Linked DNA regions of Homo sapiens: regions 1 and 2 are each linked to region 3. The links are chromatin loops, found by intact Hi-C in ENCODE. Cell type or tissue: mammary epithelial cell. All regions are shown on one strand.

Evidence for each region. A loop is a pair of places that touch in the nucleus more often than their neighbours do. Peaks named below come from ENCODE experiments on the same cell type or tissue, not always from the same donor. Only the 100,000 strongest peaks of a DNase experiment are listed, where the experiment ranks them.
Region 1: it touches region 3 in a loop (9-fold over the local background); 3 of 110 quality-filtered maps call a loop at or near these places.
Region 2: it touches region 3 in a loop (5-fold over the local background); 10 of 110 quality-filtered maps call a loop at or near these places.

What each region holds. Positions count from the first base shown.
Region 1 is chr17:37,523,850-37,531,849 of GRCh38, forward strand. The region is part of intron 19 of SYNRG (synergin gamma); the gene reads right to left. Among named protein-coding and RNA genes, the nearest start is that of DUSP14, 38 kb to the left of the region's middle. In mammary epithelial cell, a CTCF peak has its summit at 3,583 (motif pointing right); a DNase peak (open chromatin) is centred at 3,592.
Region 2 is chr17:37,255,592-37,263,591 of GRCh38, forward strand. ACACA (acetyl-CoA carboxylase alpha) reads right to left here. Exons shown (of 56, transcript NM_198834.3): 12 at 3,769-3,939; 13 at 2,621-2,782; 14 at 2,112-2,275. Among named protein-coding and RNA genes, the nearest start is that of SNORA90, 15 kb to the left of the region's middle. In mammary epithelial cell, no CTCF peak of the experiment used is centred here; a DNase peak (open chromatin) is centred at 3,660.
Region 3 is chr17:37,370,398-37,378,397 of GRCh38, forward strand. All of the region lies in intron 1 of ACACA (acetyl-CoA carboxylase alpha), which reads right to left. It overlaps C17orf78 (chromosome 17 open reading frame 78), which reads left to right and starts at 5,588. Exons shown (of 7, transcript NM_173625.5): 1 at 5,588-5,753; 2 at 7,482-7,568. The coding sequence starts at 5,696. In mammary epithelial cell, a CTCF peak has its summit at 3,322; a DNase peak (open chromatin) is centred at 3,314.

The DNA.
Region 1 (8,000 bases), 150 kb after region 3:
GTAAGGAGGTGAGAAAAGAAGTGAAGACAGAAGAGGGCTGACAGGAACACAGTAAAAGAGACAACATCCTGTCTTGAGAACCAAAAACAAGAGCAGTGCCAGTGAAGAGTGAGACAACGGGAGGGTCGCCAATCTGGACTCAGGAAGTTCGATGTCGGGGCTCGAGACTGCACAGGCGCTGCACAATGTTTGCTAACACAGCCCATCGTGGTGATGCCAGTGGGTGGCTGAAGTGCAGGGGAAGCGAGGGCTCTGTGGGCCAGGCAGTCAAGCATCTGGGAGCCTGGCATGGCAGTTGGTTTGTCTTCATGGATACTGAGGTGACCCAGGATGATGGCAAATTCCTGCCAAATTAACAGCTACATTTCCCATAGTTCTTCCAGTCTGAACCACTGAGGAGTTTCCACGTCGTTTTTGAGCAACAAAGCAAAATTATATGATCTGTATTTTTCCTCACCAGGAAAAAAAAAGATTTCTCCTTATAAAAATGTGTAGATTATGTATGATGTTCCCTGTTCCTTTCTAATTTGAAATAATAAACCATGAACTAGCTCCACAAATCTTTCTTAAACACATTTGAGCTAGATCCACTGAGATCACAGCAGGGGAAGGAAGAACACACGGTTTTCAGAGAAGAAAAGGTGAGGTGTATGTTTCAACTGTGTGCAAAAGGACTCTGGTGTAGGTGATCAAAGTAAACTTACATGGCCTTAGCCAAGTCATAGGATATTTTTTCTTTTCTCTCTTTTCTTTTGTAGTGCAACTGTGGTCACTCTGGTCAAATGTGGAAGACGCTGGTGCTAACGCTTGTTCTGCAGTCAGTCATCTGTAAAATGGTAACTATTTCACTTGCCCTACACCTCTCTCCCATTTCTATATATCTCAGATGGACATAAAACATGCTCTGGAAGTGAAAAGTAGTCTATATGATGATCACAATTATTCACTTTGACGAACTCTTAGCAAGCTTTTAAAAGAGGTTAAAACATAGTATCATCTCTGTAATCCACATTACAGATAGTCATCATGTTACTGAATCAGGGCTATTTGAGAAATAATTAGAATCTGGGAAAACTCTGAATCCTGAAATCAATCAAATTAATAGAAGCCCCTTAATATCTGTTTACCAAAGGCATAAGGAAAGCAAATGAAAAGATCATACTGTAATCGCCAATGAAAACCATAAGGCTCTGCATAAATGACCCTGTGATCAAATTACTCTTTCAGCTGACAAAATTAACCTTCTTAAGTACACATGTATAAACAGGGTGTTTATTGTAGTGTAATATTAACAGTTTGGCACCAATCATATAAGATAACAGTTTGGCTGTCATCATATAAGAAGGTATGCCCTCTACAAGTCACCTTAAATTGATCATCTCCTTATTTGGCAAGTATTTCATGCATTTAGTTAAGATTTAAAAAAATATATACATATTATATATGGCCTACTGACACTGATAAGTCCCAATGTCAGACTGAGATATATAATCCTGAATCTTTAGCCTACAATAAACTGCTACAATGGTGTCCAGGAAGATCCTTATTAAGGAAGAAGAGTTTGGTAGTAATTAGTGTTCTTCACCAATAATCTTTCTCCTTTTTATGGAATGGTAGGATGGGCCTTCCCTGCCCCTTTTTCAATCAGGCATTGGCCTGTAACTTGCCACAGTCAATAACTAAGCAAAAGTCACACGTAAGCCGGGAGTATGGTGGCTCACACCTGTAACCCCAGCACTTTGGGAGGCCGAGGTGGGTGGATCACCTGAGGTCAGGAGTTCAAGACCAGCCTGGCCAACATGGCAAAGCCCCGTCTCTACTAAAAATACAAAAAAATGCCGGGAGCGGTGGCTCACACCTGTAATCTCAGCACTTTGGGAGGCCAAGGCGGGCGGATCACGAGGTCAGGCTTTGGAGACCAGCCTGGCCAACATGGTGAAACCCCGTCTCTACTAAAAATACAAAAATTAGCCAGGTGTGGTGGCGCTTGCCTGTAATCCCAGCTATTCAGGAGGCTGAGGCAGGAGAATTGCTTGAACCCAGGAGGTGGAGGTTGAAGTGAGCCAAGATCGCGCCATTGCACTCCAGCCTGGGCAACAGAGCGAGACTCCGTCTCAAAAACAAAACAAAACAATTGGCCGGACGTGGTGGCGGGTGCCTGTAATCCCAGCTATTTGGGAAGCTGAGGTAGGAGAATAGCTTGAACCCAAGAGATGGAGGCTGCAGTGAGCTGAGATTGCACCACTGCACTCCAGCCTGGGCAACAGAGGAAGATGCCATCTCAAAAAAAAAAAAAGAGTGTCACCTCTGGGAAGAAGCCTTTAAGACCAATGTGCTATTTCTCATGTTTCCTTGACACTCCCACGGTGACCAGCTATGTTCCACATGGTGGAGGCTCTGTCAACCTGGGTCCCTGGGTAAGGACATGGCACAGAGCCCCCCACCAACTTGAGATGGACACATAGCCTGAGCAAGAAATAAAGCTTTGCTTTTGCTAAGATAGAAGAAACTATTTGTTACTGAAGCATAACCTAGTCTAATTTGACTGATACAAAGGGTGATCTAGACACAGGTTCCATAGGCAATTATAAAGTTTTGGTATTTGCTTGGTTACAATGTCTTGTATAATCTTTCCTATTGCTGCTGTAACAAAGCACAAACTTAATGGCTTAAAACAACATAAATGTATCCTCTTACAGTTGTGGATTTCAGAAGTCTAAAATGGGTGAGAAGGACTGCATTCCTTCTAGGAGTTCTAGGGGAAAATCTGTTTCCTTGCCTTTTCTAGCTTCTAGGGACGACCTCTACATTCCCTGACTTGTGGTCCCATCTTCAAAGCCAGCAGGTAGCATCTGCCACTCTCTTCTTCTCTCTGCTTCTGTTGTCACATCACTTTTTCTCACTCTTCCCCTCCTACCTTCCCCTTCTAAGGATCCATGTGATGACATTGGGGTCACCTGGATAATCCAGGATACCTTCCCCAAAGAAAGGCCTTTAACTTAATCCCATTTGCAAAGGTAACATATTGACAAGTTCCCAGGACATGGGTAGCTTTGAGGGGGCCATCATTCTGTCTACCACAGCTGCCTTCTGTCAACTGAGGACAGCCATGCAGAGACATAGTAAAGATCCTGTCTCTAAAACATTGTGCAGACTGGCAAGATGACAAAAATGCTATCACCATTGAAAATAAACTGTTCTCCTGATATGTCACAGCAATAGGAAATAAGGACTCTGAAATTCACTGGTCAATTTCACATTGAAAGGAAGTAGTAAAGAATTCATATTTCACTGAGGTGAACAGTGGAATCAGAGAGCCTGTATGATTGCCAGTTGACTAAAATTCAGGCGAATAACAACCTTTTCTCTTCTCTTAGATTTTATATGGCAAAAATCGATTAATTTTCCAGGACAGAATTCTCTGTTTGTTCCAAACCTACTGAACTTCAACCCACTTCACAAGATAAAACCTTAGATGACAAGTCACTTGGGAGCCAATCTCAGAGTGCATCACATCTCACTAAACCAGGTGAGTTTCACCTCTTGAGAAAGAAGCAGGCCTTCAGTCTGTGCCTGGAGGAGACATGCTTCTACCACAAGAGGGAGTCTTAGTCCATGGATAAAGAGTATCAAAGAGAAAGAGAGCATAAAGCTTTGCCAGTACAGTCAGCCCTCGGTATCCATGGGTTCCACATCTGTGGGTTCAACCAACCTCAGATCAAAAATATTCGGAGGAAAAAATAGAAAAAAACAAAAATGATACAAATAAAAAAATCCAATACATATAATAACTATTTACGCAGCATTTACATTGTATTAGGTGTTATAAGTAATCTAGAGATTCTTTAAAATACACAGGAGGATGTGCATAGGTTATATGCAAATCCTATGCCATTTCTTATCAGGAACTCGAACGTCTGCAGATTTTTATATCCAGAAATGGGGGATGTCCTGGAACCAATTCCCCCCCCATGGACAGGGGAATGACTGTGTCATTTCCAGCTTAAATAAACATCAAGGAGCCACAATTTGGAGTTTAAGACGGTGTACCCTGCCTTCCTTAGCCCAAGCATGACTACTGTGATGCCGCACTACATTCTGTGACTTTCACTGGAGAAAGTGATGCAGCTGTCTTCCGATAGGAACAGCCTCACAGAGTCTTCATGGGAAGAAATAAGTCATTTTCAGTAACTTAAAAGCTGGAAGTAACATAGAGTAGGAAGAAGAATGGACTCTGAAATGATACAGATTCAAATCACAGACTTGTCAGTTTCAGTCAAGTTTCATCTTCTCAAAGCCCTAATTTCTTCACCTGTAAAACTGAAAATTATACATCTAGAATATAATCTAGCTTCTAGAGATGGCCTCTGCACTTCTTGGCTCGTGGTCCTATCTCAAAGCCAGCAGGTAGCATCTGCCACTCTCTTCTTCTGTCTACTTCTGTTGTCACATCACTTTCTCCCACTCTTCCCCTCCTACCTTCCCCTTATAAGGACTCATCATGTGATTACATGGGGTTACCAGGATTAAATTAGAATGAATGTAAAGCATATAGCACAAGGATCGGCAGGCCCTAGGTGCAAAATATTAATAAATGGTAACCAGTAGTAGTAGTAATAATAGTAATAGTAATAGTAGTAGTATGGAATCAAAGGGCCTCACTGTGGCAATATAGTTCATTTAGGAAGTCATTTACCTGAAATGAAGCAATAGTGTTAAGCATTAAAAGCTTCCCATAAAACCTCAATCATGCCTCTTTCTAATAATGATTTCTCCACTTTGAGCGTCTAATCCAGAGTCCTGGAAGTTTGTATAGTTTTGTTACAAATGATTTGAACTACATAGATGTTGGTTTATGTCATTTACATTTATGCAGCTATTCTTATCAGTTCTGCTAGAGTAAAGGCTTCTTCATGACAAGTAACACCTTACACTATTTCTGTGGAATGTGTGCTATTCCTCATGTAGTGGGCAACTCAAGTTTCACAGACAGAGGACACACCTAGCAGTTATCAAGGGTACAATGACATGGTATAATCTGGGCAAAGAATGATTGTTGTTCTGTCATGGCTAACCTAGTGAAAAAAGCAATTATAACGGAAAGCACATGGGTAATTAGAGAAATGAATACTCTGGTGTTCAGGTTCAATTTACAATACATTCCTGTGTTGTCAAGTTGGAAGATTAATTCATCTCTATAACCTTACCTGGTGTCTTGAAAAACAAAAGTTAGGTAAAACCACTCTTTAGCATCTAGACACTGATGCTAGAAAAGGATGCTTGGAATGGGAGTCTGAGGGAAGGGCATAAATGCCCAGCCCTTTTCTCCATTTACCTCATATTTGTTTACACTAAAGGAGTAAGCGCCACCGTATGTGAACAGGGCAACGCTCCAGGTTAGATGGGCCCCAAACCCAATAGGCTTTCTTCAAAATAACAAAATCAAATTCCAAGGTCTCTTTAAAAAGGTCTGGATAAAACTGATCCTTGGTATAAAAAAACAATCACACCAGGGATTATATCTGAGTAGGGTGATGATTGGGAAGGTGCATAAGAAAACTTCTGGAATGATGGAGTAGTCTATATCTTGATAGAGGCATGGGTTATATGAGGGTATGCATTTTTCAAAACTCATTGAGTGGTACAACCAAGATTTTCGCATTTTATTGTACATGTATATATATTTTACAAAAAAAAAAAAAAAAAGAAAAGAAAAGGTGTGGAGGGGTGTTCAGAGTCTAGAAGGTGCAGCTGTAGCAAGCTTGTAGCCACAGGAGCTTGGGAAAAGGTACAAAAATGAAACTGGCTTGCACTTCACCTGGTGAGAGGAGCTACCTCAAGAAGTAAACGCACAGCAGCAACCCAGGAATCTCCCCACTTATCCTTTCCCCCAAATTCACAAGCTTGGCAAGTACGCCTGGTCTCTGTGATACCTTTTCTTCTAAGAGCTCATGGTAAGGAGAGAGATGCTTTGTAATCACAGTCATCTTTTCCCAGCAGCACTAGGAGAGAAGAGATGGGTGGCTGATTTGGGGGTTGTATAGAAATCTAGTTTTCAAGTGTTAACTGCAGTAAGAACCGATTGCCACCCAAACAAAGAACCTTAAAATCTAAATGTAAAGAAGGAGGCTTTTAAGTTACTCTACAGTCCTGGTATATATATGTACAAGAGCAATGTGCAGAAAAGAACTCGACTGTTTATAACAAGTTGCTGCCAGAAAAGACTCCTGGTGTTTGAACTCATTAACCTTGATGCCAAAATCGACCCACTCCCCCCGACAAAAACTTTAGTACCTGTCTGGTTTTACCCACCCAACCTGTCCCTCTGAAGGAGGCCACAAGGAATAGAGGTTGAGAAAGTTGACTTCTGACTTTCAGAATAAACCCAGGCCTCACCAGTATCTCTGTGCTTCAGTTTCTTCATCTGTAAACGGGGAGAACAGAAGTATCTACTCCTATGATGATATTCAGGCTTAATCTGCTCCATATTAGGACAAGGTCAGGAAGCAGCAGGTGGGTGAATTAGGAAAGACACAGACACATACTGATCTCCAGGTTCACAAATGGTGACACATCCTTCTCTACCCCACAGCTTCACAGGCACCCTCGGCACATATCACTAGCGAATCAATTTCATTAGTAGCTGGAGCTCAGGAAGTAAATGCAGAGTTTAATGCATTTCTCTGATCCAGAGGATAATGAACTGAATTCCAGAAGCTCAAAGAAAATTGGAGGACTGCAGTAAACACGTGCTTTTTCTCCCAAGTTCCTTGGATTAGTCATCATAACAGTTAACCAATCCATTAAGGACAGAACTGGAAGACTCTCATTCAGACCCCAAGAATTCTGCCTCTCTGAATGTAAATAGAGAAATAGAGGATAAGTAGTAAACTACCCCCATTCCTTCTCCCCAGCTTCTGTTCGCAATATTCTGATTCAGCTGCCTTTTAGGGGCAGTGATGTGTGGTACTATAGTCCTCCTTAGTCAGGTGGACTGTCAGGACAAAAAATGTCTGGTAGCTTGGGCATGATTCTCCTCTGCTTCAGGAAAGGATGACGGCAGGGTAAAGATGTCAGGTTGCCATGCAGATTTACTGCAATTAAAGTCCCTAAAGTAGTCTGGGCGTGGTGGCTCACACCTGTAATCCCAGCCCTTTGGGAGGTTGAGGTAAGAAGACTGCTTGAGGTCAAGAGTTTGAGACAAGCCTGGGCAACATAGTGAGGCCCTATTCCTACCAAGCCAGGCATGGTGGTGCATGCCTGTAGTCCCAGCTGTGGGAGGTTGAGATGGAAGGATCACTTGAGCCTGGGAGTTCAAGGCTGTAGTGAGCCGTGATTGTGCCACTGCACTCCAGCCTGGGTGACAGTGTGAGACCCTGTCTCTAAACAATGAACAAACAGGTAAATAAATAAAATTCAGTTTTGAGAACTTCATAATCTATCACTACAACGGAAAGGAGAAGTGGGCAAGGGTAACAAGGGCTATCTACAGGGAGGGTTTGTGCAAGTGAATGGAGGGTAATGACACATTTCTCCTACCAGAGTAAAAACACTTGTTTTTCCATTATAAATGCAACAAATGCTATTGAAAGAAAGTTGAAAAAAATGAAAAAACTAAAAGAATATTTAAAAATCCAGTGTTTTGGCTGGACACAGTGGCTCATGCCTGTAATCCCAGTACTTTGGGAGGCCGAGGTGAATGGATTCCTTGAGCCCACGGAGTTTGAGACCAGCCTGAGCAACATGGCAAAACCCTGTCTTTACAAAAAATACAAAAACATTGGCTGGGCTTGGTGGTGTGCACCTGTGGTCCCAGCTACTCAGGAGGCTGAGGTGGGAGAATTGCTAGAGCCCAGGAGGTCAAGGCTGCTGTGAACTGTGATCACGTCATTGTGCTCCAGCATGGGTGACAGAGGGAGACCCTGTCTAAAAAAGAAAAAAAAAAAAATCCAGTGTCTCATCACCCAGACACATCCCTAATATCATTTTGGCAGATTTCC
Region 2 (8,000 bases), 110 kb before region 3:
CTGCCAAATCAGGACTTAAACCTAAATGCCAACAGAGGCCAGTCTGGGAACATAAATGAGTGAGGCAGACTGAATAGGAGCTGTGTTAACTACAAAGTTTATGTCCCGTCGAAAAGAAGCAGTCACACAAAACTAGCTGTTTTTTGTTTGTTTGTTTGTTTTTTGTTTTTTTGAGACGGAGTTTTGCTCTTGTTGCCCAGGCTGGAGTGCAATGGCGTGATCTTGGCTCACTGCAACCTCAGCCTCCTGGGTTCCAGTGATTCTCCTGCCTCAGCTTCCCGAGTAGCTGGGATTACAGGCAGTTGCCACCACACCTGGCTAATTTTTGTATTTTTAGCAGAGACGGGGTTTTACCATGTTGGCGAAGTTGGTCTCAAACTCCTGACCTTAAGTGATCTGCCAGCCTCGGTCTCCCAAAGTGCTGTGATTACAGGTGTGAGCCACCGTGCCCAGGCAAAATTAGCTAACTTTTAACAACTAGAATGTACAACCAATGTTGTCATTATAGTCCTACTTTTAAGAGCTAGCAGAAATCCATATTTTGATTTCAATCTCCTGATTTTTTAATATTGTCAAATTAAAAAAAATTAACACTTTGTGAGCCCATCAAAACACATCTGTATGTTGAGACTCACCAGAAAGCCAACAATTTGCAAGCTCTAGTGTAAACCTTTTTCACTTTGCAGAGCATAATATGGCAGCGAATATGCTTAAAAGGCAACTTCATACCAATGTTTTTTTCTGGTAGCAGTGTTTTAATTTTGAAAAATTCCACTTATAGTTTTGAAGAATGAGAAGAAATGTAAAGGACAAAATAGAGAAATAATGAGATTTCCCTACTTCTAAAAATAATATTAAAAACTAATTAATCAAGGCTGGGTGCAGCGGCTCATGCCTATAATACCAGCACTTTGTGGGGCCATTAGAGCCCAGGAGTTTAAGACTAGCCTGGGCAACAAAGGGAGACCCCATCTCTACAAAAAATTTAAAATTTGCTGGACATGATGGTGCACACCTGCAGTCCCAGCAATTCAAGAGGCTGAGGCAAAAGGATTGCTTGAGCCCAGGAGGTCGAGGTTTCAGTGAGCTATGATGGCACCACTGCATTCCAGCCTGGGTGACAGAGCAAGACTCTGCCTCTTAAAATTAATTAATTCAGGAAATTGATAAAAATATAAAACTAATCAATAAGTGTTTATTAATACAAACAACCATATATTAGGATTAATTACTAATAAACAAATGCTATTTATTAGTAATTAATACTAATAAACACTTATTAATTACCTACTCCATGTACAGTACAAAGGTAAAGGGAATGGTATTAAATGTTTGATACAAGGCAATAAACCATTAAAAAACAGAAAAGAACTAGTTCAAGTTTCAATTTTAGATAGATATTCCAAAAGATCTAAGCTGTTAAAATTACCTCCTTCAGCCCTATGTTTTAGGCAAGCAAAAGTGCTGTTAATTTAATATTCATTGTTTATGATTAACAGAATATTATCTAACATTTATGATATAGCAGTTATATTTGCATAAGCTGTTATATACAGCATGCTAAGGTCTCTTGTATTAGCAATGTAGACAGTTTCTTTATGTCCTTTTCATAATATGAGCAGTATAATTTTATTATTTTAAATAACTATAAGAGTACATCATGGTGACTATGGCTCATAACAATAGATTGTGTACTTGAAAATTGCTAATAGATTTTAAGTCTTCTCACAAGAAAAAAATAAAATAAAAGTCTATGATTTATTTGATACCTAGTTCTTGGCCAAGAATCTACCTCCCCTCAATAACAATACTGTTCCTGTGGAAAAATAAGATACCTTTAAAGCAATCAATTTTATACATTTATCAAAAATATTTGAAAGGAAAAATACTTCAAAAGGCTCAGAACAACAAACAGAAAAACATCTGCCAAGCACTGCATAATTTAATACAACATGAATGCAAGTGTAATTAAAGATATTCAAAATTTCTTCAAAAAGGTTGTTCATATTATTACTTTGACAGCAGATGATTCCTATTCCCATGCTCACACCTTCACTTAAGATTAGCACAAATTTATTTTGTAAAATGCAATCAAATGCTATTATACTCACGAAATTGCCTCTTCTCTGTTTTCTCCCCAAGAAAAGCAGTGACCAAACTGAGAATCAGCAAATTCATGAAGTCCCCCTGCAGCAGCAACACTGAAATATCCCCAAACATTCTTATTGCTGCGGAAATTTAGCTCCTGAACTGTTCCTGAGCTGGGCTTAAAACCCTGTTAGAGAATAAAGAATGAGAGACCATATTATGTTTCGAAGGAAGAGAAGATTTATATATTCATTGTTTAAGTTCTCTGTTAATCACACACAGAAGCAGAGAAGACACACAAAAATGATAAAGGCCAAGACCCAGTGCCACAGACCCACTGAAGACTCTACAGTGACTTAAGTGGGATTAAGTAACCAATGAAGCAACAACCATTTACTTATCTGCTCTGAGAAACCTCTATGTTTCCCACTCCAGAGGAAGTCCCAAGATATTTCAGAAGTATACTTTCAGATACTATCTTAACATTAAAGTTCATTAAAAGGAGGTATAAACCTTTTAAGTGATGGGTTACCTCATCTGGATTTTCACTAGTGATCCGAGCAGCAATAACATGGCCCCTTGGACAAGGAACGTGTGCAGAATCTTCAAAATCAATGGGAGAATCACCCCAGGGAGATACCCCATACATCATACGGATATCCTTGATTCTATATAGAGGAATCCCCATGGCAATCTGAAAGGTAATAAAACACACATCTTTAATTTTTCAGTTACTTCCCTTAAAGTGTAGAGGCTATCAGATAACCTAAAATATTTTTATTTTTGGAGCCACTCCCTAAAACATTCTATTTTTATAACCTGTATTCTACAATCATCAACTCTAAGTTGCTTGAAATACAATATATCACTACAGATAAGTAGTTAGAATATTCTCCACTTCTAAAGAAGTCCCCACATTCCTAATGCAACAGACACCAGTTCCCCTGTTGTCATTTCTCCATCACGTAATAAGAATGAAAATATCCAACAGAGGAGTAAATGTTAATAGCCATCCAAAAACAGACAGCTAGAAAGTCTTAATTGTGTCATAATTATCTCTTCCATCCCTGCAAACCACTGGAGGAAGTAAGTAAATCTTTAGTCTTTAATAGGAACCCAGAAGGTGTTCTCGATGTGGGCAAATGTTAGATAAAAATAATATCAAGCCTTATCATTAACTATTACTGCTTTCCATAATATTTGTTTCCTGGGCTGAGAGAAGACAATAATATTGACAGCAAGCACTTTACAAATTATAAAAATATATGTGTGCTACCACACTCTTGTAAGGAAAAACTTCAACCACTAATCTCTGATGCAGAATTATTTCAATAAAGAACACTAGTAAAAAAACAAAAATGAGTAGGGAATAATTATAATACAAAGTTGTGAAGTTTACTATAGCTAAATAATTGAATAAAGCATACATTATTAACATTTATTTCTAAAACATGACACATTATATCAGATGTGTCTGGCTAGAAAAAATAACATTCCTATGTCTGTACTACATCAGGAAAACCAAACCACACATGCATAACACATACAGGGTGAAAGAGAAATGACCATTAGGTGTGACTCAGATAGGAGGTGCTTTTCTCTTATCACACACTGGTTAAACCCATTTTTCAGGCCTCTCTGACTTTTCTAGGCTCTGCAACCCAGATCAGGGAGACTCACCTGGAGCTGTGCTGCAGGGAGATTGACATCAGCCACCATCTCTGTACAAGGGTGCTCTACCTGCAGCCGAGGATTCAATTCCAGAAAGTAGAAGCTGCCATCCTGGCTGTACAGGTATTCCACAGTCCCAGCACTCACATAACCCACCATTTTGGCAAGTTTCACCGCACACTCAAAGAAGAGAGATAAGCAAACATAAGTATCTCACCTTATCCAACTGCTAGACCACTACAGCCTCTCACTGACTCAACTGTTCAGTGTGTATAAGAGCCATCAAAAGCTTTTAGCCACATGAGAGCACATTTCTGATTATTATACAATATCCCTGGACAAGGATGAAAAACTCAATGAAAAATCGGGAGAAAAGAGCATTTTTCACTTTGCATCAAAAGCAACCTCACCCCACCAGACATAAATGCATGCAGACAAAAAAACATGGGGACAGACTCTTGTCCAGTTTCCAGTATTTCCAATATGCTCCTCTTCTTCCTAGAAACATAGCTAACTAGTTAGAGACTAGATTTTTTTTTTTTTTTTTGAGACAGAGTCTCACTCTGTCTCCTGGGCTGGAGTCCAGTGGCACAATCTCGTGGCTCACTGCAAACTCTGCCTCCCGGGTTCAAGTGATTCTCCTGCCTCAGCCCCCCAAGTAGCTGAGATTACAGGCATGCGCCACCATGCCTGGCTAATTTTTGTATTTTTGGTAGAGATGGGGTTTCCCCATGTTGGCCAGCCTGGTCTCAAACTCCTGACCTCAAGTGATCTACTCGCCTTGGCCTACCAAAGTGCTGGGATTACAGGCGTGAGCCACCATGCCTGGCCTGGTTAGTGGCTAAGTTTTGACAAACAGGACACCAGCATTGGTAAGTGATATGCATAACTCCCAAGTCATATATATATATATATATATATATATATATATATATATATATATATATTTTTTTTTTTTTTTTTTTTGGAGATGGAGTCTCGCTTTGTCACCCACCCAGGATGGAGCACAGTGGCGCAATCTCGGCTCACTGTAACCTCCGCCTCTCGGATTCAAGTGATTCTCCTACCTCAGCCTCCTGAGTAGCTGGGATCACAGGCACATGCCACCATGTCAGGCTAATTTTTATATCTTTAGTAGAGATGGGTTTTCATCATGTTGGCCAGGCTGGTCTCGAACTCTTGATCTCAGGTGATCCGCCCACCTCAGCCTCCTAAAGTGCTGGGATTATAGGCGTGAGCCACAGCACCCAGCCCTAAGTCATATTTTGAAAAGGAAATGTCTCATTCTCTATTCCTGGCTTTTTCCTTCTTATTCATTGGAACATAGTCATGATAGTATAAGCCAACTTCAATCATGCAAATGAGAACACACTAAGAACACCAAGAAAAGAAAGGAAAAGAAAAGAAAGAAAAAGAAAAGAAAGAATGAACCTGAATCCCAAGATGGTCTCGTGGAATAAAACACTTCCACCAGCCCTGAAAAGCTCACCTCAGACTAGGATGGGAGAGAAAAATAAACTTCTATTTTTGGGGGGGTCCGCTGTGTTTTTTGGACCTTTTTGTTATAGCAGTTTAACCTGTATCCTAATCGATACAGGAATTATTAAGTGCAGGTAGAATGTTGCTGTTTAAAAATATTAAAATATGAGATGCTAGCTTAGCAAAAGGGTAGTGGGTAGCAGAGAAACAGATACTGCAGGCTGGAAAGGTGATAATCTCCTTGTTGGGATAACACAACATTTGGTAAACTGTTTCCTACAATAACTTGGGATACTGACCACACACCAACTAAACCTTAAAAAAGATGGTCTGAAAGGGTCAGAGTGTCGAAAAAGCCAACTTCTTTTGTATCCCCCCAAACAGAAAATGAGATTATCACCCTGAAGCAACTCAGTGTCAAAGATCAAACGTGCTGCTTTAGTTTCAGCTGGCCCCAAGATAGCCAATATTAAATCAAGGCAAGAGAGATAGGCTAAGCACAGAAGCCAGTAAATAATAGAAGAAAAGTTTCTATATCTAGAAGAAATCTATGAGTATGATTAATCCAACCCAAAGCTGATTGCAAGCAAATAGCCCAGAAGCTTAGTTAAGTATTTGAAGGAATTGTATTTCTAAACAAACCACAAACCTGGCCTTCAAAAGCCTGCGACTGATGATTGGGATATTTGTGCCCTCAATCCTGCACCAGCAGGAAGTGGGTTGTGAAAGTTCTGCCAAAGAAGGCATAGTCTCCAAAGCCCAACTCACAGAGAAAACTGAATGAGGAAGAACTTCCCAGAAAACAATGTCAGGTGTCTTGAAGGACAATGAACAAGGGATTTACTCCCTTATTGCACTTCTCTGGAGTGTGCAGTAGCAGAACCAGGGACAGCCAGGTCTAACTGAGGTAGTATTCTATTATATAGCAGGGAATCATTGCAATTCCTACCTAAAAAGGAGGATTTGATAACTGCTATGGACCAACGATTGCTATGTATTTTTCATTTTTCCAAATGAGAGTTATCCTGTTCCTATTCCATCATTGTATATGGGTGTATGGTGAAGGCAGGGGATATAATACTGGGTAAATAACTTGTATTTTGAGTCACTGGCCCATGAAAAGCCACAATACATATCTAATGGAGAAGAATATACATCATATAGAGATCCGGAATCACCTCCAGTAATAACCCATCCAGTTACTAGTAACTGGATGGGGCTTCAGGTTGTCTTCCTTGGACAAAGGCTATGTGTGCTCTGAAAGTAGGAAAAAGGATAAAGGGATAATAGGTAGCCAGAGGAACAGACTGAGGCACAGATTATGAAATGCCCTCCAGTGACTTTTCTCTACTTCATCATTTTAGGAATAAAATCGAAATTTTTGCTGAGCACATGGTCACCCAGTTAGTGATCACAATTCCTAACATCCTTTGTGCTAGGTATAATTGTGTAACTGAATTTTGTCCAGTGGAATGTGAGCAGAAGTGATGTATGTGACTTCAAGATCATGCTTCCATATGCTTGCCCTCCACATCCCCTGTCTCTTCCTCCCACAGGCCACAATGTGAACATAATCTTGTGTGAGTTAGCTTAATCATGAAGATGACAATGTCCAAGAGCAAAGTTTGGCAAACTTTTTTGGTAAAGAGCCAGATAGTAATTATTTTCAATTTTGTGGGCCATATAGCCTCTGTCACAACTATTCAATTCTACCATTGTAGTGATAAAGCAGCCATAAATAACACATAAATAAATAAGCATCATTGTGTTCCAACAAAATTTTATTTACAAAAACAGGCAACAGGTGAGCAATAAACCTGTTTCTGGTAACAGCTCATCTCTGAACTATGATGAAAGAGAAATAGAAACTTACACCTTGTTTAAGCCACCGTATTTTGCTTATTTATTTATTTGTTTTGAGATGGGGTCTTGCTCTGTCACCCAGGTTGGAGTGCAGTAGCATGATCAAGGCTCACTGCAGCTTTGACCTCCCAGTGTCAAGTGATCCTCCCACCTCAGCCTCCCAAGCAGCTGAGAGTACAGACGTGTGCCATGACACTCAGCTAATTTTTGTATTTTTAGTAGAGATAGGGTTTCACCATATTGCCCAGGCCGGTCTCGAATTCCAGGGCTCAAGTGATCTGTCCGCCTTAGCCTCCCAAAGTGCTAGGATTACAGGCAAGAGCCACCATGCCCGGCCAAGCCACTGTATTTTGAAGGCATCTTTATTACAGCAGTTCAAGAGTACATCCTAATATATACACAACATAGGAAATAGACCTCTAACACACATGAAATATATTTTGAAGAATCTATTTTGATGTAGAGACTGGGTTAGGACTCCAGAAAAGACTATGTTCAGGCCTCTAAACTATAGTTATTCCGAAGGCATCGCTCATGACTTTGAGAAACTACTTTCTATACAAAAAGATAGAATGTGTGAACTCTGAAGATATTTAGAGGACTTTCCAAAAACGATAATAGAGTTGATTAAATTCAGCTGAAGACTTGATGATACTCAACCCAGCAAATAAAACTACCTGATTATGAGCCTCTTAAAAAAATCAATCATAAGATTAAAAATTCCAAAACATTTCTCTTCTTTATCCCTGTATCCTGAAATGGTACGCTGATTTTTTTTAGAAAGCGTTAACTACTTTTAGAAGCTTGACATGTTCCTTGACAATTCTCTTAGTGGGAGAACAGTAGAATTTTTTTTCTCTAAGAAAAGGATATAATTTTATTAATTATTCAGAATCGTT
Region 3 (8,000 bases):
GCACTTTGGGAGGCCAAGGCAGGCGGATTGCCTGAGCTCAGTAGTTCAAGACCAGCCTGGGCAACACGGTGAAAACTAGTCTCTACTAAAAAAAAAAAAAAAAAAAAAAATTAGCCGGGCATGGTGGTGTGTGCCTGTAGTCTCAACTACTTGGGAGGCTGAGGCAGAAGAATTGCTTGAACCCGGGAGGTGGACGTTGCAGTGAGCCGAGATTGTGCCACTGCACTCCAGCCTGGGTGACAGAGCTAGACTCTGTCTCCAAAAATAATGTAAATAAATAAATAAATAAATAAATAAAAATTAGGCCAGGTACGGTGACTCATCCCTGTAATCCCTGCACTTTGGGAGGCTGAGGTGGGCGGATCACCCTGAGGTCAGGAGTTCGAGACCAGGCCGGCCAACATGGCGAAACCCCGTCTCTACTAAAAATACAAAAATTAGCCGGACTTGGTGGCACATGCCTGTAATCCCAGCTGCTTGGAAGGCTGAGGCAGGAGAATCGCCTGAACCTGGGAGGCAGAGGTTGTAGTGAACTGAGATTATGCCACTGCACTCCAGCTTGGGCAACAGAGCAAGACTCCATCTCAAAAAAAAAAAAATACATAGAGTTTGATTCCATTTATATAACATTCAAAAGTAAACAAAATATTTTTAGTGATACATATATAGAGAGTTCAATTTTTTTGTTTGTTTGTTTTTGAGATGGAATTTCACTCTTGTTGCCCAGGCTGGAGTGCAATGTCACGATCTCGGCTCACTGCAACCTCCACCTCCCGCGTTCAAGTGATTCTCCTGCCTCAGCCCCCCGAGTAGCTGGGATTACAGGCATCTGCCACCATGCCTGGCTAATTTTGTATTTTTAGTAGAGACAGGGTTTCTCCATGTTGGTCAGGCGTGTCTTGAACTCCTGACCTCAGGTGATCCACCTAACTCAGCCTCCCAAAGTGCTGGGATACACGCATGAGCCACGACGCCCGGCTGATAGTTCAATGATTTTACAAAACATGGAAAAATAAAGATTGGGAGGAGGAAAGAGACCGGAGGACCAGAGGCACAGACATGTAAAGAGCATCCATGATGCTGGCAATGTTCAATTTCTTAATTTGGGTGATGGTAACATATGTTCACCTTTTCAGTATTATTATTATTATTGAAAATATACTTATGTTCTATATACTCTCCTGTATATATGGTATATTCCACAATTAAAAAACGGCCGCGGCCAGGCCGAGTAGCTCACGCCTGTAATCCCAGCACTTTGGGAGGCTGAGGCGGGTGGACCACTTGAGGTCAGGAGTTTGAGACCAGCCTGACCAACATGGTGAAACCCCGTCTCTACTAAAAATACAAAAATTAGCCAGGCGTGGTGATGGGCGCTTGTAATCCCACCTATTCGGGAGGCTGAGGCAGGAGAATGGCTTGAACCTGGGAGGCGGAGGTTGCAGTGAGCTGAGATCACGCCACCGTACTCCAGCCTGGGGGACACAGCGAGACTACGTCTCAAAAAAAAATAAAGGAAAAGAAATAAAGAAATAAAATGGCCATGCTGGTGGCTGATCCCTATGATCCCAGCACTTTGAGAGGCTGGGGTGGGAGGGCTGCTTGAGCCAGGAGTTCAAGACCAGCTTCGGCAACATACTGAGACCCTGCCTCCATTATTAAATTTTTTAAATTTAAAAACAAACCAAAACAAATGAACAAAATGGCATGCAGCCTTTAAAAAGCAGTAGCATAAGCCAGACGCAGTAGTTCACGCCTGTAATCCCAGCACTTTGGGAGGCCAAGGCAGGTGGATCACGAGGTCAGGAGATCAAGACCATCCTGGCTAACACGGTGAAACCCCATCTCTACTAAAAATACAAAAAATTAGCCAAGCGTGGTGGCGGGCACCTGTAGTCCCAGCTACTTGGGAGGCTGAGGCAGGAGAATGGTGTGAACCCAGGAGGCGGAGCTTGCAGTGAGCCGAGATCGCGCCACTGCACTCCAGCCTGGGCGACAGAGCGAGACTCTGTCTCGAAAAAAAAAAAAAAAAAGAGTAGCATAGTGTGCAGGTACAATAATTTTAAAGCTAGAAGAGGCCTTGTAAGCCATTTTGTCTAACCACCTCATTACAGAAACCGAAATAGAGGCCAAGAGAAGACAAGTGACCTGTTCAAATTGATTTAGTCAATTAAAGAGCCTAGGGTAGGCCTCCTGGCTTCCTGTCAAGTGCTCCTTCTGCAGACCCATCCTGATTCATCCATTTGGTCCTAGTTCCTACTCTCTTCCAACGCCATATCTCTGAACTGCATATGTCATAAAACTCATAACTTTTTTCCTGCTAAATTTGATGTTTTTGTTGTGGGAAAAGGAGATCAGAAGAGATATACTCTGCTCCACTGATATTCCAAATGCTTAGAAAGTCAGTCAAAATATCTAGGAGTAGAGAAATAGTCTATTAGAAATAATAGAAACATGGATCTATTTGTCTACACTTGGATTTTTTTTTTTTTTGGTGGGGGAGGATGGAGTCTCGCACTGTCACCCAGGCTGGAGTGCAGTGGTGCAATCTCGGCTCACTGCAACCTCCGCCTCCCGGGTTCAAGTGATTCTCTTGCCTCAGCCTCCCAAGTAGCTGGGACTATAGGCATGTGCCACGACGCCCAGATAATTTTTGTATTTTTGGTGGAGATGGGGTTTCACCATGTTGGCCAGGCTGGTCTTGAACTCCTGACCTCGTGATCCACCTGACTCAGCCTCCCAAAGTGCTGGGATTATGGGCGTGAGCCACGGTGCCCGGCCTACTCCTGGATATTTTGACTGCAGCTCTTCCACCGCTCTGCCCCCGACAGTATGGCCTACTCCAATATGCAGGCTGACTTTTTTTTTTAAATGGAGTCTTGCTCTGTCGCTTAGGATGGAGAGCAGTGGTGTGCTGTTGGCTCACCACAACCTCTGCTTCCTGAGTTCAAATGATTCTCCTGTCTCAGCCTCCCAAGTAGCTGGGATTAGAGACATGCGCTACCACTCCTGGCTAATTTTGTATTTTTAGTAGAGACAGGGTTTAACCTTGTTAGTCAAGCTGGTCTTGAACTCCTGACCTCAAGTGTCCACCCGCCTTGGCCTCCCAACGTGCTGGGATTACAGGTGTGAACTACCGTGCCTGGCCCAGGCTGACTTTAGAGTCTTTAAGTTACAAAAGAAAAGGGTAGGGTCTGCGAGGTGATCAAAGAAAACTCTTAGACTTCATCTTTCGCCAAGCACAAGGTCTCTTTTGGGAAAAGTGAGCTCTTTTGCCACCTTGTGACACTGGATGAGAACAGCAAGCCCTCAGATCAATTCCTACTCCTGCTCCAAGGTGGCAGCATTGTACCGTGGCATCTAGGAACTAATGTACAGAGAGTTTCAAATAGAGCAACAGGAGGGAAGGTGATAATACCTCAGGGGAGCAGAGAATCATGTCATCATGTTAAGGAAATAGTAAGCAAAAATCACAAAACCCAAGGAAGGCAATGGAGCCCCTCTGCCCTAACCACCTCCTCTGCTAAGAGAAGCAGGCAGCCAGAGGCAAGAGGGTGGGGAGGATGAATAAAGATTTCCTTGGACCAATAAAGATGTGAGGCATTTATGTTCCCTCTAGTCAGTGGCCTCATTTCTCTGCTTTCTTTCTCATAGCAAAACTTTTTTAAAAAGTTTTCTAGTCTGGGTGCAGTGGCTCACACCTGTAACCCCAGCAATTTGGGAGGCCAAGGTGGGCAGATTACTGGAGCTCAGGAGTTTGAGACCAACCTGGGCAACACAGTGAGACTGTGTCTCTACAAAACATAGCCCATCTCCAAAATAAAACAAGACCAAAGAAGCTGTAGAGTTTGATAAAGATGGGGTAGATCTTTATTCTCTTTTTTTTCTTTTCTTTTTTTTTTTTTTGAGACGGAGTTTCGCTCTTGTTGCCCAGGCTGGAGTGCAATGGTGCAATCTCGGCTCACTGCAACCTCCACCTCCCAGGTTCAAGCGATTCTCCTACCTCAGCCTCCCAAGTAGCTGGGATTACAAACATGCGCCACCATGCCCAGCTAATTTTTGTACTTTCAGTAGAGATGGAGTTTCTCCATGTTGGTCAGGCTGGTCTCGAACTCCCGACCTCAGGTCATCCACCCGCCTCAGCCACCCAAAGTGCTGGGATTACAGGCGTGAGCCACCGCGCCCGGCCCTTCATTCTCTTTTATGCTCCATCTATCTATGCCATGACAAAGTCTACAGATTATTACACTAGACACTAAAAAAATACAAATTTGGAAAAATCTTCAACAACAGTTATCTGTCTAGGAAAACCTTCCCAAGCCACAGACAGTACCACTCACCTGCCGTATTTAGCTCTTCCTCACAACCTCTCAGCCCAATGGTCATCAGAATGTTGTCCACCAATACTCACTTCACTATTCAGGAGTGTGAAGATGTGCAAAACTCAATAGGTATGTCTGTGCTAATGTGAGTTTATATATATAACTGGATTAATTCTAGAGATCATATGGTTCACGGCCGGCTGGGGTGGCTCACGGCTGTAATCCCAGCACTTTGGGAGGCCGATGGGGGCAGATCACTTGAGGTCAGGAGTTCGAGACCAGCCTGGCCAACATGGTGAAACCTGTCTCTACTAAAAATATAAAAATTAGCCGGCAGGGTGGCACACACATTTAATCCCAGCTATTCAGGAGACTGAGGCAGGAGAATCACTTGAACCCAGGAGATGAAGGTTGCAGTGAGCCAAGATTATGCCACTGCACTCCAGCCTGGGCAACAGAACGAGACTCCATTTCACAAAAAAAAAGGCCAGGCACGGTGGCTCATGCCTGTAATCCCAGCACTTCGGGAGGCCGAGGCAGGTGGATCACGAGATCAGGAGATTAAGACCATCCTGTCTAACACGGTGAAACGCTGTCTCTACTAAAAATACAAAAACATTAGCCAGGCATGGTAGTGGGCGCCTGTAGTCCCACCTACTCAGGAGGCTGAGGCAGGAGAATGGCGTGAACCTGGGAGACAGAGCTTGCAGTGAGCCGAGATCGTGTCACTACACTCCAGCCTGGGCGACCGAGCGAGACTCTGCCTCAAAAAAAAAAGAGATCATATGGTTCAGGACTCTCAATTTATAGAAGAGAACATTTAGATCCCAAGAAGTCAAGTAATTTTCTCAAGGTGATAGCTCATAAAAGGGCCTGTACTAGAACTCAATTGTACTGACTCCTAGTCCTAGTTTCCTGCTCTATTTCTATAATTCCTGCTCTAGAAATTATATTCCTTACTAGAAATCTCCACATCTTTTCATGAAAGTATATAAATCTCTGTGCCTGTGTCAGTGAGCATGCATGTAAATGTCTACGTGTCTATCTGCAAGTATTTGTAAAGCATATCAATGGGCGTTTATGGCCTTCCTGCTCGAGAAACCTCTAGGTAATCTAGTTCTCTATGTCGGCACCGGCAGCGAAGTCAGAAGAAGTCTGAGTGAATTATTAATAAGCAGAATTAGCCCTTTCTCCAATTAGATCTATTCCTGGGTCTTCAGGAAATGGGGCAAAATAATCAGGGTGGAATCAGAGTCTCTCAGGGTCAAACTTGGTTCCAGCTGCGTGTGGTGAAAGCAACTAGAGGCAGAGCTATCAAGGGCTGTGACAGATGAGCAGTGGTCTGTCTGCAATGAGCATGTGCTCAAGCTAACATGGATACCATCTTGGTCTTCAGCCTAATCATTGCATCCTATGATGCCAACAAGAAAGGTATGTAATTCTCTAGCCTAATCTCCTGGAAAATACAGAGAGAGGCCTAGAAAGAGTTTCGGGGTCTCTTCCACCAGATAGAGATGTAGCTGATATCCAGCAAGCAATACTTTCCAGAGTTAATCCCATGTATCCACTCGCCTCTAAGAAGGACTGCAACTTATTCATTCCAGAGAGATAGCTGTCTGTTTCATGATGAGAGGTCTTCAGAGAATGTGATGCATTCTTATGTCTTGTTCATGTAATTAACATTAAAAGTCCTTTCACTGTTGGATGGCTTTCTTTAGAGTTTCAGTATTGTCATCACCTAAGGTTCCCAAATTCATACTGTTCATAAGATGTTGCCTTTTTTAAGTTGGTACATGTAAATAGCTAGACGGTGATATTCTTGGGTGGGGAGAGCTGAGGGAAAGGGTGATATTGGGTGGAATGGCATCATTTGCTGCTCTTTGGTAACTGCTTATTTAAAATATGAGTTTTCAAAGTTTCATAAACATTTCATCTCTAAAATTAGCTAATCAAGGCTGGGCACGGTGGCTCATGACTGTAATCCCAGCACTTTGGGAGGCCAAGATTGGTGGATCACCTGAGGTCAGGAGTTCGAGACCAGCCTGGCCAACATGGCGAAACCCCATCTCTACTAAAAGTGCAAAAATTAGCCAGGCATGGTGGCATGCACCTGTAATCTCAGCTACTCGGGTGGCTGAGGCATAAGAATCACTTAAACCTGGGAGGTGAGGTTGCAATGAGCTGAGATCGTACCACTGAAATCCAGCCTAGGTAACAGAATGAGACTCTGTCTCAAAAAATAAAAAATTAAAATAAAAAAATAAAATTAGCTAATCAGAATTAAGACCAAATGGCACAAAGTGCAGCAGTAACGAATTTGACAAATTATAAAAATGTCACAACCCTTTGAATTATGTGCCAAAAAGCATAAATAACTAAGACCTATGGTTCTGTGGAAACCTATAGAGATACCAAGGTCAGACAATATAAATCTCCAAAAGCTTTATTTAATACAAGAAAGAAGACAGAATAGGAGGGAGAAGAGAAAATAAGCAGTATTTAAGGAAATGGGTTGGTTAGACTTTCATTAACTTAGTAAATTTTCTTAACTCTATTTGACCTTTCTTTGTCCTAAGGGTAATAGATTGGTACACAGTATTCTTTATACTAGGTCAACTACTACTTTGTATGTATTTGGCTGGGTGTTCTTTTTTGAGGGCCGGGCGTGGTGGCTCACACCTGTCATCCTAGCACTTTTGGGAGGCCAAGGCAGGTGGATCACCTGAAGTAAGGAGTTTGAGACCAGCATAGCCAAAATGGCGAAACCCCATCTCTACTAAAAATACAAAAATTAGCTGGGCATGGTGGTGCATGCCCGTAATCCCAGCTACTCGGGAGGCTGAGGCAGAAGAATCCCTTGAACCCAGGAGGTGAATGTTGCAATGAGCGGAGATCACGTCACTGCACTCCATCCTGGGCGACAGAGTGAGACTCCGTCTCAATAAATAAATAAATAAATAAATAAATAAATAAATAAATAAATAAAAGTAAAGTCTTTTTAGAGAGTGTTTGATCTCCCAAGTTGCAAGTTTTATGAGCAGGAACTGCAATCTTTCATATCTTCTCCATTGCCCAGAATTCTAAAAAGTAAGTACCAGTAAATTCTGATTTTCCCCAAACCTTCCCCGGTTCCCCTCCTCCCCCTCTGCTCACCCCCAGACCTCAGAGATAGCAGTTGCCGACTGGAACAGCTGCCTGGGATCTTCCCAAAAGACGTGAGAAGCATCAGAGAATTGCAAATGCAAGGTAGGGAATGGGTCCTTTCTGGAAAATGATATTGCCATTCCAAAAAATTTTTACCTTTAAAAGATATCTCATCTTCCCACTTCCTAGCCCATATCTCAAATATCCTATTTTAAGGATATGTATCCTCCCAGGGGGCTTTCTGGAAACCAATCTTTAAATTAACTGTCATTACCTAAGGCATGCTTATATTACTCAAATGGATGGAGATGAAAAAAGAGAAGGAGGCAGAACCTACCCCTCTCTGCATTAAAGAAAAATCTATGAGCATTTCTCTGTGCTAAATTTACTGCTGTCACCAACCTTCATGGGAACCATGGCAGAAGAAAGGCAGGACTTGTCTATTAGTACTATGAACACAAACTGAAGAAGTTAACTAAAAGGAGAGAAAGTACAGCAGTGGAGTTTAGCAGGGGTCATGAATGGAAATGGGTT